Linked DNA regions of Homo sapiens: all the other regions are linked to region 1. Evidence: read pairs that join two places in POLR2A ChIA-PET (ENCODE). Cell type or tissue: HepG2. All regions are shown on one strand. Links, peaks and the distances in the headings refer to the core of each region. The heading gives the core; the rest is flanking DNA. Region 1 overlaps RFC1 (replication factor C subunit 1). Region 2 overlaps KLB (klotho beta). Region 3 overlaps KLB (klotho beta).

Evidence for each region. Peaks named below come from ENCODE experiments on the same cell type or tissue, not always from the same donor. Only the 100,000 strongest peaks of a DNase experiment are listed, where the experiment ranks them.
Region 2: POLR2A ChIA-PET joins it to region 1 with 6 read pairs; 5 of 35 experiments call an interaction of 5 or more read pairs at or near these places.
Region 3: POLR2A ChIA-PET joins it to region 1 with 5 read pairs; 7 of 35 experiments call an interaction of 5 or more read pairs at or near these places.

Annotation. Positions count from the first base shown.
Region 1 is chr4:39,338,530-39,344,892 of GRCh38, forward strand. It overlaps RFC1 (replication factor C subunit 1), which reads right to left. Exons shown (of 25, transcript NM_002913.5): 4 at 3,816-3,938. Among named protein-coding and RNA genes, the nearest start is that of RFC1, 25 kb to the right of the region's middle. In HepG2, for the core only: no CTCF peak of the experiment used is centred there; a DNase peak (open chromatin) is centred at 2,762.
Region 2 is chr4:39,425,910-39,432,272 of GRCh38, forward strand. The region is part of intron 1 of KLB (klotho beta); the gene reads left to right. Among named protein-coding and RNA genes, the nearest start is that of MIR5591, 17 kb to the left of the region's middle. In HepG2, for the core only: no CTCF peak of the experiment used is centred there; DNase peaks (open chromatin) are centred at 3,752 and 4,022; H3K4me3 peaks cover 1,375 bases.
Region 3 is chr4:39,411,472-39,417,834 of GRCh38, forward strand. The region is part of intron 1 of KLB (klotho beta); the gene reads left to right. It overlaps MIR5591 (microRNA 5591), which reads left to right and starts at 439; the gene lies at 439-503. In HepG2, for the core only: a CTCF peak has its summit at 2,540; DNase peaks (open chromatin) are centred at 1,635, 1,940, 2,480 and 4,390; H3K4me3 peaks cover 2,378 bases.

The sequences.
Region 1 (6,363 bases), core at 739-5,738:
CCAATAGATCCAAATTATTAGCATTTCAAAATGGGATCAATAATAAAAAATTAACAAGGTAGTTTACCTTTTTTGTGTAGGAAGTCTTTGAAATCGGTGTTGTTAAAATAAATTTTATTGTATATATCTAAAGTATACAACATGATGTCAGGGGATACACAGATAGTAAAATAATTACTATAGTGAAGCAAATTAACATATCCATCATCTCACATAGTTACTCATTTTATTTTTGTGGCAAGAGCAACTAAAATGTACTAATTTAGCAGGAATCCCAAATACAGTACAACTTTATTAACTATAGTCCTCATGTTATACATTAGATCTCTGGACTTGTTCATCCCATGTATCTGCTACTTTGTAACCTCTAATCAATATCTCCCCATGTCCTCCCCAATGCCCCTGCAACCACTGTTGCATTCTCTATTGACTTCTTTTTTAAGAGTCCGCATTATAAGTGAGATCATGCAATATTCTTCTTTCTGTGCCTGACATTTCACTTAACATAATGTCCGCCGGGTTCACACATGCTGTGGCAAATGACAGAATCTCCTTTTTTTTTTAAAGCCAAATAATATTCCATTATTACATATACCGCAATTCCTTCATCCATCCACCATGTGACACTTAAGTTGTTTCCATATCTTGGCTATTGTGCATAATGCTGCAATGAATATGGGATTGCACATAACTTTCTGAGGTGGTGATTTCATTTCCTTTAGGTATATGCCCAGAAGAGAGACTGCTGGGTCATATGGTGGTTTTATTTTTAATTTCATTGGGCTCCTCCATGCTGTTTTCCAAAATGGCTGCACCAATCTACATTCCCACCAATGGTGTATAGGTTCCCTTTTCTGCACACCCTGAATAACGTTTGTTATCCCTTTACTCTTTGATAATAGCCATCCTAACGAGTGAGGTGTTATCGCACACTGGTTTCGGTTTGCATTTCCCTAAGGATTAATGATATTAAGCACTTTTTCATATACCTGTTGGCCACTTTTATGCATTCTCTGGAGAAATGTCTATTCAGGTCCTTCACCCATTTTTAAATTTGATTGTTTGTTTTTCTATTGAATTGTATGAATTATTCATACATTGTAGATATCATCCCCTTATCAAATATATGATTTGCAAATTTTTTCCCAATCTGTAGGTTGTCATTTCATTTTGTTGACTGTTTCCTTTGCTGTGTCAAATCTGTGTGTATTTCACATTTACAGCATTCTCAATTCAGGCTAAAAGCACATTTCAAGCGCTCCATAGCCACAAATAACTAGTAGTTCCCATACGAGACCACACAAATCCATAACATAAGTGGGCCAAATATCATTTCCAAATTTCTAAAGCTCAATTACAAAATCAACAGAAAGCCCTAAGTAACTAAACAAATACAAAATGTCTTTAAAGGCAGATGTAGGCTTATAAGAAAGTCAAAATATAAGAATAACAGTTAATATTTATTGAGCATTTACTATTTTAGACCCTAAGTCAGACCCTATTTTAAATGCTTTTCAAGCATTATCTCATTTGATTATCACAAAGGCTGCTGATGCAGGTACTAGCGATGTCTCCATTTTACATATAAGTAAACTAAAACACAAGGAAAGTTAAGTAAACAAGGCCATGCTTTTAAACAGTATACATGCTATGCCGCAAGAAAAATGCCAATAGAACCAAAGGTTGTTTTTAAAGTCAGAATACAGAAGATAGGAAAAGATAAAGTATGCAATAATGAAGAAAAAATTCTATCTTTTGGAATTAACAGGTTTTTTAAAACTGAATCATGTCATATGACACTTTTTCACAAGAAGCTCCAATCTCCAGACAATCAATACAGTTTTAGATTAGAATTTTTAAACTATTACACAAATATTGGGAACACTTATTCTGTTTTATGGAATGAGGTATTGCCCAATTCTATTATACACACACACACATTTTATTTAACCTTATACTGGTAATATAAAACAAAAATATTTATGACCCAATATTGAAAAGTATGGTTTTAGCCTAACGTAAAGAGTAATGAAAGCATTACTTTAACGTCAAGGATTTTCCAGTACTATATTAATTTGAAAAAGCTGCACTTTTCTTTTTTGAAACTCTTACATTTGTGATTTTATTATGCCAATCTTATTGTGGGCTTTTTTTAATAGTCTCATTCTCTTGTATGAAGGAAAGGGCTTATCTTCCTCCCATTCACCTATCATTTCAAACAATAAAGTATGAAAAGATAAAACAGGCAATAATAAAGCAAGCTTCTTCCCTACATCTCAATTCTAAGAAAAAAATAGAATAATGCATAATACTGAACACCATCTGAGACAGGTACATCATACCCCAAGATTTTTAGCTAAAACATGAGGACAATGTTTACTTTCACATGTATATGCTACCAGCAAATGACACAAATACTGCCTAACGTTCATAAAAAGTCCAGATAAAAAGCTGGACATCTCTTCACAAAACAACATTCAAAAACTGCTCATCTTAATGGATGACTGGATACAGAAAGAAAAAAATTGCTTGTCTGAAATAACTAGTCCCATGTGAAAGAAAATCTGTGATCAGAGCTTAAATTGTCTGACCTTTTTGTTTACTTAAAATCACAAGATAACAACAGCCCTGATCCACAGTTGAAGGCCATGGCTGGCTGCACACTAACTTTGACGTTTTTCAGGGTGTCACTGGAAAGCCCTATCACACCACCTTCAGTTACATAATAAACCTATCACTATACTGTTCTTACTCTCCCCTCCCACGTATTCAAAACTTCACAAAGGTAGCCAGAGCTAAGAGGAGAGCCTCTTAATTTAAGAGTTCGTTTACACAGTGTGCCTGGGCAGATATTTAGCAACAGCACAAAAAGGTTAAGAGTCAATCAGCCACCTGCCCATAACAAAGAAACGTCTGTTTGGTAAAAATTTTCCAAAAAATATGTTCACATCACTTACTTTTTGTCTTTGATATTTTGAACAGTTTCATCAACAAATGTTTCACGTAACCTACAAAGTTCACCTATGGACTTTGTTTTTCTTTTTATTTTTTCCTTTGGACTGCTACTCAATGTGTCAGGCACTGGGTCTGGCCCTTTCACGTACAGCATCCCGTATTATTCCGGTTATTGTCTCCTCTAAGGGTTAACAACATTACAATCAAAATGACTTCACCACTAACTTATCTGAGTTTTTCTCCTAGGATGACAATATAACTCTGGGATCCTTACATAAAAGAACAATATCCATGAAACAATTACTTACACAACAAAATATTTGAGATTAGCACATAATTATTTATAAATGTCCTTTGCACTTTCATTACTCTTAAAACAGATGTAACAGAACTAAATTTAAGTACAAAACAATCTTCTTTAAAAAACCCAATACTTAAATTTGTAGTGTCACCAGAGAATACAAGGAATTCAACATCCGTGCTAAATTATAAATCACAAATATGAGTAATCACTCTACACTTAGATTATTGACTTTGGCCTGCCAGATAAAAAGCTTGCATTAAAAAAGTAGTTCTAAAACAACCCAATACTATTTTAATATGTGATTCAAGATTAAGCTTCAACTTATATGATTCAATACAAGCACTTAAAAAAAATTCCAAGAGCAATTTCCCTGTAATTGGTCCTTAATCTACTGGAAATGCAAAAGATGATCCCAGCCTTCCCTGACAAATATAACTCAACAAAGCAAAAAGGCAGTAGAAATTCCATTCAAAGTGAAGGAGGTACATTTAGACACCAACAAAAAACTCAAGAACATAACACACACGGCATCTCATATACCACAATGCAACCTTACCTGTTTCTGAAATGTATGTAACAGGATCCTGCCGTGAAATTTTACCAGGTTTAGAAGATACTGGCAGTTTTTCTGGTGGCTTTTTGGCATTTTTTACCTGCAACGTCTCCTCTGACTCTGAATCTGTATGTGAGAGAAAAATAAAACAAAACTTTGAAAAGAACTATTATAATATAGTGCATGTTTAAAGTAGTCACGGTGAACCAATTCCTCAAGGTCTTTTTCAAGGCACATGTCTTCTGTGAATTCTCACAGGTTACTTTTACTCAGTGCTAAGCCTATGTATTAGTTTCCTATTCCAGCTATAATAAATGACCACAAACTTAGTGGCTTAAAACAACTAAGCCACTAAATTTATTATCTTCCAGTTCTGGAGGTTAGATAGATGGCAAATATGGGTCTCACTGGGCCAGTCAAGGTACCAGCAGGGCTATGTTCCTTTCTGAATACTCTAAGAAAGAATTTTATTTGCCTTTTCCAGTCTCCAGTGGATGCCAGCATTCTTGGCTCAAAGACCCTTCCTGCATCTTCAAAGCCAGCAACATCAAGCGAAAGCCCTCACGTTGCCATCTCCCGGATCCTCTAATCTTCCTCCACAGTTAATCTCACTCTCTAAACCCTTTTTCTACCTCCCTATTCCTTGTGACTACACTGAGCCCATCCAAATAATCCAGGATAATCTCCCTATTTTTTTTTCTTTTTTGAGACGGAGTCTCGCTCTGTTGTGGAGTGCAGTGGCGTGATCTCAGCTCACTGCAACCTCTGCCTTCCAGGTTCAAGCGATTCTCCTGCCTCAGACTCCTGAGTAGCTGGGACTACAGGCGCGTGCCACCACGCCCAGATAATTTTTGTATTTTTAGTAGAGACAGGGTTTTACTATGTTGGCCAGGCTGGTCTGGAAATCCTGACCTCAAGTGATCCGCCCACCTCAGCCTCCAAAAGTGCTGGGATTACAGGCAAGAGCCACCACGCCTGGCCTAATCTCCCTATTTTTAAGGTCATCTGATTAGCCATCTTAACACCATCTGTAACTTTTACTTCCCTTTGCCATATAACCTAATATAGTCACAGGTTCTAGGAATTAGGCTGTGGATATCTTTTGGGGGCATTATTCTGTCTACCACAGCCTAATCTCCCAGGGCACTTAAATATAAATCAGAACAAAGTGTGAGTACCTGGCACAGTGCCTGGTACAAAATAGATGTTTCATAAACTTTAGTGTCCTTCCTCTTCCCCTGCACCATGCATTTATAAATCCTGTCACACTGTAGTAAACTGTATCAAACAAATGTCCAGTTTCCCAACAAACAAAACTCCTGAGGAAGAGGAACGCGTACTTCTTTCAAATTCTTTACAATATAGAGCAATAAAAGGCACAGAGTAAACACTTAAGTACTTTCAGAATTCAGAACCTTTGATAGTACTGTGAAAATTTTGACAATCCTTCTTTAGGCACATTTTTTATTTTAAGAATTCACACCAGAAGGCCGGGTGTGGTGGCTCATGCCTGTAATCCCGACACTTTGGGAGGCCGAGGCAGGCAAAATCACCTGAGGTCAGGAGTTCGAGACCAGCCTGGCCAACATGGTGAAACCCCTTTTCTACTAAAAGCTACAAAAATTAGCTGGGCATGGTGGTGGGCACCTGTAATCCCAGCTACCTGGGAGGCTGAGGCAGGAGAATCGCTTGAACCCAGGAGACAGAGGTTACACTGACCCAAGATCATGCCATTGCACTCCAGCCTGGGTGACAGAGCAAAATTCCGTCTCAAAAAAAAAAAAAAATTCACACCAGATAAAAATAAAACAGAAAGAGAGAATTAATACAGCAGATCTTGTCCACAAAAGCAAAAACTGAAACTTTCTGAATTCTACCATTTTACCATCATTTTGTGCATCATAAAAGGCATGCAAAAAAATTCATGTTCCCTATTTTAAAATTATGTTCAAAGAAAAGCCTTTAAATTGTGTTTATTCCTTTTTAAATGCAACCCAAAAAAGCCAGATCTTTCAATAAAGCACAAAAATTAAATTTTAGATCTTTGCTTTAAAAACAGTATTCTAAGGCACTATTTTTCAAATTTAACTTCCAACAACCTCAACTGGAAAAGAAATTAATACAAGTATTTTAAAAAATAATAGGGCCAGAGGCTCATGCCTGTAATCCCAAGACTTTGAGAGGCCGAGGAAGGCGAATTGTTTGAGGCCAGGAGTTTGAGACCAGCCTTGTCTACGTGGTGAAACCCCATCTCTACTAAAATTATAAAATTTCATCTCTACTAAAATTATAAAAATTAGCTAGATGTGGTGCTGCACGCCTGTGGTTCCAGCTACAGGTGGCCAAAGCGCAAGAATCGCTTGAACCTGGGAGGTAGAGGTTGCAGTGAGCCCAGATCGCACCACTGCACTCCAACCTGGGCAACAGGGCAAGACTGTCTCTAAATAAATTAATTAAATTAAATAAAAACACATATATCACATTCAAAATAAGTTTGACAAATGCTGCATACTATATCACTTTCTGAAGGAATCTTTAATACAAACATATT
Region 2 (6,363 bases), core at 742-5,741, 87 kb after region 1:
GAGCTTGAGACCAGCCTGGCCAACATGGTGAAACCCCGTCTCTACTAAAAACACAAAAACTAGGCCGGGCGCTTGGCTCACACCTGTAATCCCAGCACTTTGGGAGGCCGAGGCGGGCGGATCACTATGTCAGGAGATTGAGACCATCCTGGCTAACATGGTGAAACACCATCTCTAATAAAAATACAGAAAATCAGCCAGGCGTGGTGTCGGGCACCTGTAGTCCCAGCTACTCAGGAGGCTGAGGCAGGAGAATGGCGTGAACCTGGGAGGTGGATGTTGCAGTGAGCCGAGATTGTGACACTGGTCTCCAGCCTAGGCGACAGAGCGAGACTCCATCTCAAAAAAAAAAAAAATTAGCCAGGTGTGGTGGTGCATGCTTATAGTCCCAGCTACTCAGGAGGCTGAGGCAGAAGAATGGCTTGAACCAGGGAGAAGAAGGTTGCAATGAACTGAGATCGCGCCACTACACTCCAGCTGGGTGACAGAGCAAGACTCCTATCTAAAAAAAAAAAAAAAAAAAAAAAAAGGGCCATGAAATTTGGACCATTAAAAATAGGATGGTGAATATTTTCTTTATGAAAGGCTGTAACTTTTGTTAATATTTAAATTCTTTCCTAAGAAAAGCAAAGGTAAAATAATGATTGCAAAAGAGTTTCAAGATTGCCAAAAACTTTTTAAAAAAATAGTCACATAATATAATTAAAGAAATAATTGTCACATAATTTTATAATTTTTTAGCAATGAACAGTAAAGGTCACATACCTTAAGCATCCAATAATTTTTTTTTTTTTAAGAGACGGGGTCTTGCTCTGTTGCCTGGGCTGGAGTGCAGTGGCATGATCATAGCTCATTGCAGCCTTGACCTCCTGTGCTCAAGCAATCCTTCCATCTAATCCTCCTGAGTAGCTGGGACTACAGGCATGCCACCATGCCTGGCTCATTTTCTTAATTTTTAGTAGAGAAAGAGAGTCTCACTATATTGCCCAGTCTGGTCTTGAACTCCTGGCCTCAAGTGATCCTCCCACCTCAGCCTCCCAAAGTGCTGAGAGTACAGATGTGAGCCACAGCATCCAATAAATATTTGTAGACTGCAGCATGGATGAATGAATGAATGTTAAACAATCTGGAAGAGCAGCATTTGGTAATTAACATAAAAGTTGATAGTAGGCTGGCACAGAGACAGAGACTTAGGCTGGCGGATTGCTTGAGGCCAGGAGTTCGATACCAGCCTGAGCAACATAGTGAGAGGTTGTCTTTACAAAACAAACAAATTAAAAAATCAGCTTGAGGCCGGACGCGGTGGTTCATGCCTGTAATCCCAGCACTTTGGGAGGCCAAGGCAGGCAGATTGCTTGAGGTCAGGAGTTCAAGACCAGCCTGGCCAACAGGGTGAAACCCTGTCTCTACTAAAAATACAAAAATTAGCTGGGCGTGGTGGCAGGTACCTGTAGTCCCAGCTACTCAGGAGGCTGAGGCAGAAGAATCACTTTAACCCAGGAGGCAGAGGCTGCAGTGAGCCAAGACCGAGCCACTGCACTCCAGCCTGGGTGACAGAGGGAGACTCTGTCTCAAAAAAAAAAAAAAAAAAATCAACTTGATACCAAAATAGAGAAGGGCTAAGCAGATGAAAAGATGAATCAAATTGAAATTAATCCCAAAAGGACAACGAGTAAAACTCAGGAAGCTGCAAACAATAAATGAGGGCAAACATGTTCAGCCACGAGCCTTGGCAAGTAAAGGCTTGGGAGCTATTTGCAGAACACTCTTCACGTCCACACAGTCTCCATTACGATTTTCTAGACCAAGTTAAATTATTTTCAGCTTGCTCTTTCAAAGTACTTCAAATTTACGTTTGTGTCATTTTCACAGGGTCTTCACAGATATTATTGCCTCATTTGACGTTCACGAAAATTCTCTAGGGTGTTTATTTTTAGCTCAGTAGAATGAAGGGAAAAACAGGTCTTTGACAGTGAAATGATCTGTCCAAGATCGTAAAGCTGATGAGTCAGCAGAGCTAATACAAGAGCCCAGGTCTCCTGCTTTCAAGACCAATGTTATTTCCCGTATAGTACCAGGTAGATGAGTAGCACCTTTATATCATTCTCAAATGCCATTTATCCCCTAATAGAGCTGTCAATGTTTTATATCCCATGGTCACAGAACACTCACACCAGTGGACAAAATGTATGGAAAGCGATTTGGGAATATTTAAAACAATTTTAGAAATAGGTAGTCCAGGCCGGGTGGCTCACGCCTGTAACCCCAGCATTTTGAGAGGCCAAGGCAGGCGGATCACCTGAGGTCAGGAGTTCAAGACCAGCTTGGCCAACATGGTGAAACCCCGTCTCTACTAAAAATACAAAAAATTAGCTGGGTGTGGTGATGGGTGCCTGTAATCCCAGTTACTCAGGAGGCTGAGGCAGAAGAATCGCTTCAACCCAGGAGGTGGAGGTTGCAGTGAGCTGAGATCACACCATTGCACTCCAGCCTAGGCAACAAGAGTGAAACTACGTCTCAAAAAAAAAAAAAAGAATGAAAGAAAAGAAATAGGTAGTCCATTCCTGGCATTAATGAAAGGCAATGATTCAAATAAATTAAAGGTTATATGCCCAAAGTTAGCTATTGAAACATTTATGACAGGAAAAGAGAAAGAACAAAAGAACGAAGAAAAATAAATTTTTATCAAAAGACAGAGATAGCTAAGTAAATCATTATTATACTAAGATATTCTGAAAACCAAAAACAGCGTGGAAGATGTTTAAAGTGATTTTATTTCTTAAATTTTTATTTATTTATTAGTTTAATTATTTCAAGATGGAGTTTTGCTCTTGTTGCCCAGGCTGAAGCGCAGTGGCGTGATCTCGGCTCACTGCAACCTCTGCCTCCCAGGGTTCAAGCCATTCTCCTGCCTCAGCCTCCCGAGTAGCTGGGACTACAGGTGCCCGCCACCATGACCGGCTAATTTTTGTATTTTTAGTAGAGACAGGGTCCCACCATGTTGGCCAGGCTGGTCTCAAACTCCTGATCTCAGGTGATCCCACCCACCTCCACCTCCCAAAGTGCTGGGATTACAGGCATGAGCCATGGCACCCGGTCTTAAAGTGATTTTAGCTGGGAAATATGTTTGGAAAGCCTGGGTGGGAACACAGAAATATAAACCTATTTTGTTATGCTTGTGGAGTTTTTAAATAAACTTTCTTTAACCATTGTTATTTAATAGTCTATTAAATAGCTTAAACAACAGACACTTTTATAGTACACATGAACATATTTCAGCCAAAATGTGACCAAACTCATGCACAGATTTGGAAATGGAACTTTTGACAAATGACTGAGGGTTCCTTGAATACACTGGTGTGATGTGTTTGGCTTGCTCATCTGTCTTCAACCCATCTTTCCAACAGTGTCCTGTCATGTCTTCCTCTGGCTCCTAATCCCTTCTTCATCTATTTCTAAAGTTGTGCCTACTATCTTATTTGTTTCCTATCATCCACAGAATTTATCTGAGTCTGGACTTCCAGGGGCATCAAAAAATGCTGCCACATTAAACTGGAGGAGAGAACAGAATGAGATATTAGGTCCTGGTTGTCTCTCAATGACATTAGGGCCTGATAGCTGGCTCCAAAAGAAAAAGAAGCTGACTTTCCCTTTAAGCTACTGAATCTAAAGAACAAAGGTTGAAGCTCCCTTAAATCAATCATTACAGAGGTAGATGGCTTTGTACAAATTAGAGGGTGACCTTGGAAAAGTGTAGAATGGCTGTTGTGCAAGGTTGCAGGGCCCAGGTTGCACTCCCCTACTAACCTCATTTTAATTTTCCCAACAGATCTCCTTTATGAGTGCCCAACCAAAGAACACACATAGATGGATATGGCAAACTCACGATCTTGGAGCAAAATTTTTTACCTTGTTACTTGGCAAATAGGATCAAGTTATAACCAAAAGTACTGCACAGAGGACCTCCCCCACATTCTCTACATGAGAATGAAGAGGCTGTCTTCAGCCCAGAGCAAAGATAACCCTAGATACCTTGATAGCCTAGGCAAATAGCAGCAAAGGTGAAAGAGACACTGTGGAACGTGAAGGTCACCTTGACAACACATCCATATGTATATCCAGAAAACCTGCATGGAAAGCTACTGCAAAGATATGTCTTCTGAGCTCTACTGTTTCTCATTCAAAGGCTGATGTAACCAAGATTTTTATCACGACTTAGGTCATCTTTCATATAATCACTGAAATTTAGTGTCTGCAAAAGCAAGACATTAAATTTGCAAAGCAACAAGTTTAAGGCTCACAATCCAGGCTACACGGGCTCAGTGCTTTCCAGTTTGCATAGAGAGGTGCACAATAGGCCTGAAGGGAGGTGCTGATCACTGGGTCTTCCATGAATGATAGCTCTAAGGCTACCAAGGGATTAAGTGACTGGTTAGAAAAAAACAAAGAATTCCCTCCTTTGAATCCTAGTAATTTATGACTGCTTTTGTTTCTAATTAGAAAAAAAAAAAAGCGGTTCTCAAGAATTTCTGTCGTGATTCTAGCCCCAGAAAAACCCGGAAAGAATAGCTGAAACCATTTAAGGTAGTGTCTGTCCCAGGCCCCTCTGATTCTTCCAGAAGTTGCAATCTCAGGTTGGAGACAAGGAAAGAGGCTACATTCTGAATACTTCTCTGAGAGGAAATTTTTTTTTTTTTTTTTTTTTTTTTGAGACAGAGTCTTGCTCTGTCACCCAGGCTGGAGTACAGCGACTCAATCTAGGCTCGCTGCAACCTCCGCCTCCTGGGTTCAAGTGATTCTCCTGGCTCAGGCTCCTGAGTAGCTGGGACTACAGGCGCATGCCACCAAGTCCAGCTAATTTTTATATTTTTTTTTAGTAGAGAAGAGGTTTCACCATGTTGGCCAAGCTGGTCTCAAATCAAACTCCTGACCTCAAGTGATCTGCCCACCTCAGCCTCCCAAAGAGCTGAGATTACAGGCATGAGCCACTGCTCCCGGTTGGAAAGTTTTTTTTTTTTTTCCCCTGAGTCAGGGTGTCACTCTGTCCCCCAGGCTGGAGTGCAGAGGTGCCATCTCAGCTCACTGCAACCTCCGCCTCCCTGGCTCAAATGATCTTCCAACCTCAGCTTCCTGAGTAGCTGGGACTACAGGCACGTATCACCATGCCTGGCTAATTTTTGTATTTTTTTTTTTTTTTTTTTGTAGATACGGGGTTTCGTCATGTTGACCAGGCTGATCTCGAATTCCTGAGCTCAAGCAATCTTCCCACCTTGGCCTCCCAAAGTGTTGGGATTACAGATGTGAGCCACCCACCCAACCACCAACCAAGAGGAAAGCATTCCTTTTTTTTTGAAACGGAGTTTCACTCTTGTTGCCTAGGCTGGAGTGCAATGTCACGATCTCAGCTCACTGCATCACTGCAACCTCCGCCTCCTGGGTTCAAGCGATTCTCCTGCCTCGGCCTTCCGAGTAGCTGGGATTATAGGCATGCGCCACCACGACCGGCTAATTTTGTATTTTTAGTAGAGATGGGGTTTCTCCATGTTGATCAGGCTGGTCTGGAACTCCCGACCTCAGGTGATCCGCCCGCCTCGGCCTCCCAAAGTGCTGGGATTACAGGCATGAGCCACCATGCCCGGCCCGAGGAAAGCATTCTTAAGGATCCTTGGGAATACCTGGGTGCTAAATGGTACCAGAATCTTCCAATGAAAATTGAGTAAGGACAAGTGGACAGAGGTATACCTCAAGGAATTTATTTCTCCAGAAAATCTTCCAGGAATTTATTTAAATTGTTTTTTCTTGCATAAAGCAGGATGGCACGTTTCAGAATCCTCACCCCTTACCTCAATGCCTACTTTCCCCATCTAACAGGGTTTATGGAATATTTTCAGGGTCCACAGGATCGATCTGGTTTGAATCCATTGTTCATATCTGCTTGTCTTTGACCTACGTAAAAGGCAGTTTCAGATAGTTTATTCTGATATAAAATATCTCCAGTGAGCAAAAGAAAAGCTAAGGAACAAAACTGAAAGCAGGCTCTGTGTGCTAAAGATAATGAGTCTGTGCATTTGTTTTAGAAACACACAAATAGTGGGGGCCGGGTGCAGTGGCTCACGCCTGTAATCCCAGCACTTTGGGAGGCCGAGGTGTGTGGATCACCTGAGGTCAGGAGTTCGAGACCAGCCTGGCCAACATGGTGGAGCCCCACCTCTACTAAAAATACAAAAATTAACTGGGCATGGTGGTGCTCACCTGTAGTCTCAACTACTAGGGAGGCTGAGGTGGGACGATCACTTGAACCTGAGAGGTGGAGGTTGAGTGAGCTGAGATGGCACCACTGCATTCCAGCCTGGGTGACAGAGC
Region 3 (6,363 bases), core at 523-5,522, 73 kb after region 1:
CTGTTTTTAACAGCATTTGAAATAGAATGAGGATGTATTTTTTGGCTTGGCCATTTTTTTTTTTTTAAGACAGAGTCTCACTCTGTCACCCAGGCTGGCGTGCAGTGGCTCGATCTCAGCTCACTGCAACCTCCGCCTCCCGGATTCAAGCGATTCTCCCGCCTCAGCCTCCCGAGTAGCTGGGATTACAGGTGTGAGCCACTGCTCCTGGCCCTGGCTTGGCCATTTTTAAGCACGGTAATCATCACTTTAAATATCATCTCTAGGCCTGGCATGGTGGCTCATACCTGTAATCCCAGAGCCTATGAGTTTGAGACCAACCTGGGCAACATAGCAAGACCCCCTTCTCTATTTAAAGAAAAAAGAAATAATATCTATGTATTCTAAGTGAAGTAACTCAGGAATGGAAAACCAAATGCCATATGTTCTCTCATATAGTGGGAGCTAAGCTATGGGTATACTGAGCTTATGTATGCATCTGCATACCCATAGCTTAGCTCCCACTATATAAGAATGATACAATGGACTATATATACAGAATGATATATACCTACATACAGAAGGATATAATCAACTTTGGAGACTCAGAACAGGGAAGCTGGGAGAGGAGTAAGGGATAAAAAAACTGCATATTGGATACAATGTATACTCCTCTGGTGATGAGTACACTAAAATCTCAGACTTCACCGTTATACAATTCATCCGTGTAACCAAAAACCACTTGTACCCCAAAACTATTGAAATTTTAAAAATATTTTTAAAAAGAGAAATATTATGAACATTTACATTCCAAAAGGACATAAATAAATAAATATTATCTATACTCTTTACAACAATCTTGCCAGGTAACTATTATCCTCATCTTACAGTGTGATATTTTGAATATGCGTGATATTGCTCCCCTGTGTAAAATCCATTAGTGGCCCCCCCAAGCTTTGGGGATAAAGTCTCAATTTTTCACCAAGACCTTTGAGATACAGTTCCCAGCCTCCTTCCTGGCCACTCTCCCATCCTCTTGCACTTCATATTCGATCATAACACACTACTGCCAGTGTCTCAGTCTCTCCTTACTATTTCTCTCCACCCAGCCTCAACTATCCCACTCTGTCTAGCTCAAATGCCCTCTTTACTTCGTGATGGTCACTGCCTCCAAGTCATTCTTGCCCCTTTAGGATTTAAGTGCCCCTTCTGCTGGCTCCCATAAGATGGGCTTGTTTCTAGCATAGCACTCATACGACATGATACTTTTCCATCTCCCCAGCTAGACTGAGAGTTCTTTCAAAGGAGAGACAATTTTTAAATTTGCCTTTATGTTCTCAGCACCTAGCACAGAATATTTGTACATATTAGGTGTAAATGTTGGTTAAATGAATGGTTTAGGATTTCTGTCTTAAATACTGTAATCAAAAACTAATCTCAAGTTCAATCTTCATATTTCATTGCATTATTGCAAACTGTCGAAATATTACTGATATTAATCGGGTGGTATATTAGTCAGGACTTTTTTGGTGGCAAGTTACAGAAATCTAATTCAAATTGGCTAAAGCAAAAAGGGGCAATTTCCTGGCTCAGTAACCAGACCACAGGGATGAATGGGCTCAGTGACCAGGAAGGCCCTTTATTTCAGCCTCTCACGTCCATTTCTTCCTCGGGTTGTGTCATCTTCTCCTTTGTAGAGGAAAGATTTCTCTCTCCCAAGTTTAGTTTTTTCAATCCCAGAAATGTATTTGGCCTATGCAGCAAAGCCCCAAGGGTTCACATTAGTAAAGGCAGTAATGTCTGTTTTCATTCTATTTTTAAATCAATAAATACATGTAATAATTTAAATTTGTACATTTCCCTTTTAGAATGGAACATTTGAGAGTCTCTGAGTAAACATGCACAGAGGTTTGGGAAGGTGAATTTGCTCATGAGACAATAACTCATTCTGTTTATTACTCCACTAAATATTGCCAAAGCGGGGCAGAGTTGCTCCTGCCTGTAATCCTAGCACTTTGGGAAACCGAGGGAAGAAGATCCCTTGAGCCCAGGAGTTCAAGACTAACCTGAGCAACATAGTTTTGTAGAGACAAGACAAACCTTGTCTCTACAAAAAATAAAAAATCAGCTGAGAGTGGTGGCACATACCTGTAGTCCCAGCTACTTGGGAGGATGAGGTGGGAAGATCACTTAAGCCCGGGAGGTCAAGGCTGCAAGGAGCTATGATTGTGCCACTGCACTCCAGCCTGGGTGACACAGCAAAAACCTGTCTCAGGAAAAAAAAAAAATAAATAAAATAAAATAAAATAAAACAAAAAATACTGCCAGCTTTCATGACAGTTTTGACCATTTCATGACTTTAAAAATCTTTGTCTTTTACTAGTCACATTGGGTTAGGGGGAAAATGTTATCTTTCATAGATAAATACTGTTTACATAGTACAAAGATTTCTCAAACCTGGTCACTATTGACATTTGGGGTCAGATAATTCTTTGCTGTGGTAGGCTGTCCTGTGCAATGGAGGAGTTCAGCAGCATCTAAACTCTACTCACTAGATGACAGTAGCTCCCCCATTTTCAGTGTTGTGACAATCAAAAATGTCTCCAGACCTTGCCAAATGTCCCCAGGAAGTCAAAATTCCTCCCCCTCACTCCACCTTTGAAAACCACTGACTTATTCTATAGTAGACAACTGGTTAAAGACATGAAGCACAAAGAACAAGGACATTGACATGTAACCAGTATGAGGGGCATAAAAATGATTATTTTACACAATTGCCTCAAGGAGATCTTCACCAGATCTGTAAGTTGCATACAGAAACTCAAAATTAATGTACAGCCTATACTGTTTTTAGAAAAAAAAAAAAAACAGTGCTTTTAAAATGTTAAAAGAGGAAATAATATTTAATCATCAACATGATTACATCTAGTTTGGCTTTTCACATATCGAGAATAAAGACTGTCCCTCCTGGCTTTGCCTTATTTGTGAAATACTTGAAAGAGCTGCCCCAAACCATTTTTCTTATATTAAGCATTAGTTATTTCTTAACCATTAATATTTTCTTATATTAACCATTCATGAACAAAACACTAATCTTACTTTTTAAAAAAGCTTTTCCTTTTTTAAAAAGCAAAATTCGGCCAGGTGTGGTGGCTCACACCTGTAATCCCAACACTTTGAGAGGCCAAGGTGGGCACATCACGAGGTCAGGAGTTCGAGACCAGCCTGGCCAACATGGTGAAACCCCATCTCTACTAAAAATACAAAAATTAGCCAGGCGCGATGGTGGGTGCCTGTAATCCCAGCTACTCGGGAGGCTGAGGCAGGAGAATTGCTTGAACCCGGGAGGCGGAGGTTGCAGTGAGCCAAGATCATGCCACTGCACTCTAGCCTGGGTAACAGAGCAAGACTCTGTCTCAGGAAAAAAAAAAAAAAAAAAAGCAAAATTCAACTATTCAAACAAAATGTTATATAAGCAACGTTTATCCATTTTTGATGCTATAACATTGTGTTTCACAAAGTTTGGTGGGGGTTGGGTTTTTTGGTTTGTTTTTTGAGAAGGAGTGATTCTCCTGCCTCAGCCTCCCAAGTAGCTGGGATTACAGGAATGTGCCACCACTCACGGCTAATTTTTGTATTTTTAGTAGAGACGGGGTTTCACCATGTTGGCCAGGCTGGTCTCGAACTCTGGGCCTTGGGTGATAGACCCGCCTCGGCCTCTCAAAGTGTTGAGATTACAGGCGTGAGCCACTGCGCCTGTCCAAAGTTTGGTTTTTTATGTGTCACTTTATGTTCTATTTTTCTGGTTTTCTGTTTGTATACATATCTATACATATCTAAGTATCATTATGTACTATTGTTTACTAAAATATTTTTCTGTTAGAAATATATTTTGAGGCCAGGTGAAGTGGCTCATGCCTGTATTCTCAACACTTTGGGAGGTCGACACAGGAGGGTTGCTTGAGCTCAGGAGTTCGAGGCTGCAGTGAGCTGTGATCATGCCTCTGCACTCCAGCTTGGGTGATAGAGGGAGACTGCATCTCTAAAAAAATAAAAAATAAATAAAATTTCAAAAATATTTAAGTCATAAAATGCTTGTCCTTATTACATAATGAAAATAATTTAAATAATGTGCATTATTTATTAGATGGTAAAATGCCCAAATTTATGTGCATGTGTTATTAGCATTTAAAATATTTATTCTATTAATGTTTTAAATTTAAATAGGCCTTAAAATACAATAGTCAATAAAGTATATTTACATAAAATAAAGCATATGTCAACGCTTTTTATATTTTTTTATTACCACACACAAATGATGAAATAATTTTTTAAATTCCTCATGGGTTCAAGAGATTGCTTAACACTGTGAAAGTGGCTTTCAGGATAAGATATGTTGGGAAACCCTACTCTAGGTCAAGGCCTCACCAACTTTTTCCTGAGCCTAGGATAAAACTGGATTTCTTTCCTATTTTTCCACTTCTTTGACTAACTTTGTTTTAACATTTCCTGGCATAATTCCTTCACAGAAGCTCACACATGCTGGACACGTGTTAGGCATTCAATGAGTAATTGATTATTTTCAATTTAAGGAAGATCTACCTTGTTCCAGAAAGGATTTAAACCTGCAACAACAACAAAAAAAAAGTAGATTGCAGACACACACACACACACACACACACACACACAGGCTAAACATTAGTCTTTCCAGAACACTCAAATCAATTAGATATGTCTCTTTAAAATATTGTACATTAAAAACCCATCTTGAAACAAGCTGCAGAATTTTGATGGCTGTTAAAACTCAGTGATGTGTTTATGAGGGTTTATTATTGTTTCTATTTTTGTGTATTATGACAATTTCCATAATTAAAAGTAAAAAAATAAGTAGCATAAGAAGGTAAAGAGAATATTTTACATTTAAAAATAAAAGACTTTTTCCAACAAGAAACTAAAAAAAACTTTTTTTAAATCTTCATATAGTTCTCTTCTTAAAGGCTCTGTTAAAATTATTAAACAAAATTTAGTATTTAAACTGCAAAAACAAGGGTCAAGTGCAGTGACTCATGCCGGTAATCCCAACACTTTGGGAGGCTGAGGCAGGAGGATTGCTTGACTCCAGGAGTTCAAGATCAGCCTAAGCAACGTAGTGAGACTTCGGTCTCTACAAAAAATGAAAATAAAAATGAGCTAGGCATGGTGGCATGAGCCTGTAGTTACCGCTACTGGGGAGGCTGAGGTGAGAGAATTGCTTGAGCTCAAGAATTCAAGTTTAAAGCTATGATGGCACCACTGGACTCCAGCCTGGGTGACAGGGTGAGACCCTGTCTCAAAAAGTAAATAATAAAACTGCAAAAACAGCCGTGAAAATGCCACCATTCCCATGATTAATAGCTAAGCCTTCTTTGCCAACGGACTGCTGCAACTGCTTTCTTGAACATGAAGAAGGCTGCAGTGTTTCTTAGGCACATTTAAGTAAACAAAATGTCATTTTAAAGACTCTTTTGCCCAAATCCCCCACCAATGTCTTGAAGATTAAGTGTAATATTTTGAAATGGAAATACTAGATGGAGCCTTTTTAGTTTGTCTTGGTTATATAGAAGCAAAATCTCCAAGGATTATCTGAAATTATTTTCTTTAATTGAAAAAAAGGATTTTTTTAAAACTCCCTTGGTAAAGTCAGGTTTCAGGAGAATAACGTATCATAATTAATTTGTGCTAAGTCTTATAGCTAAAAAATTAGCCAAGCTTTTTTTTTTGACAAAGGACGAAAGAAAGAGGGTTAAAACAAACAACAAAACCTATTACTTTCTTCCTTCCACCACTTTCCCCTCCCACATCAAAAAAGTGGTTTTTTGTTTGTTTGTTTGTTTGTTTGTTTGAGACGGAGTTTCGCTCTTGTTGCTCAGGCTGGAGTGTAATGGCGTGATCTCAGCTCACCGTAACCTCAGCCTTCCAGGTTCAAGCAATTCTCCTGTCTCAGCCTCTGAGTAGCTGGGATTACAGGCATACACCGCCACGCCTGGCTAATTTTGTATTTTTGGCAGAGACAGAGTTACTCCATGTTGGTCAGACTGGTCTTGAACTCCTAACCTCGGCCTCCCAAAATGCTGGGATTACAGGCATGAGCCATTGCACCCAGCCCAAAATGCTTTTTTAAAAAAAAGAAGAAAGAATAAAGAACAGTCTTAATTCTTAAAGTGAAGGACTGAGACAATTATTACAGATAACTTTTTGACATTCTATCATATTCTTTTAAATTACTATTGTAAGAACTTTTATTGCATACATACTGTAATATCAGAAACATACTAGGTACCTGTAATATATTATCTCATTTAATTCACTCATCAGCTTTGCCAGGTAGGTGTTCTGAAACTCAAC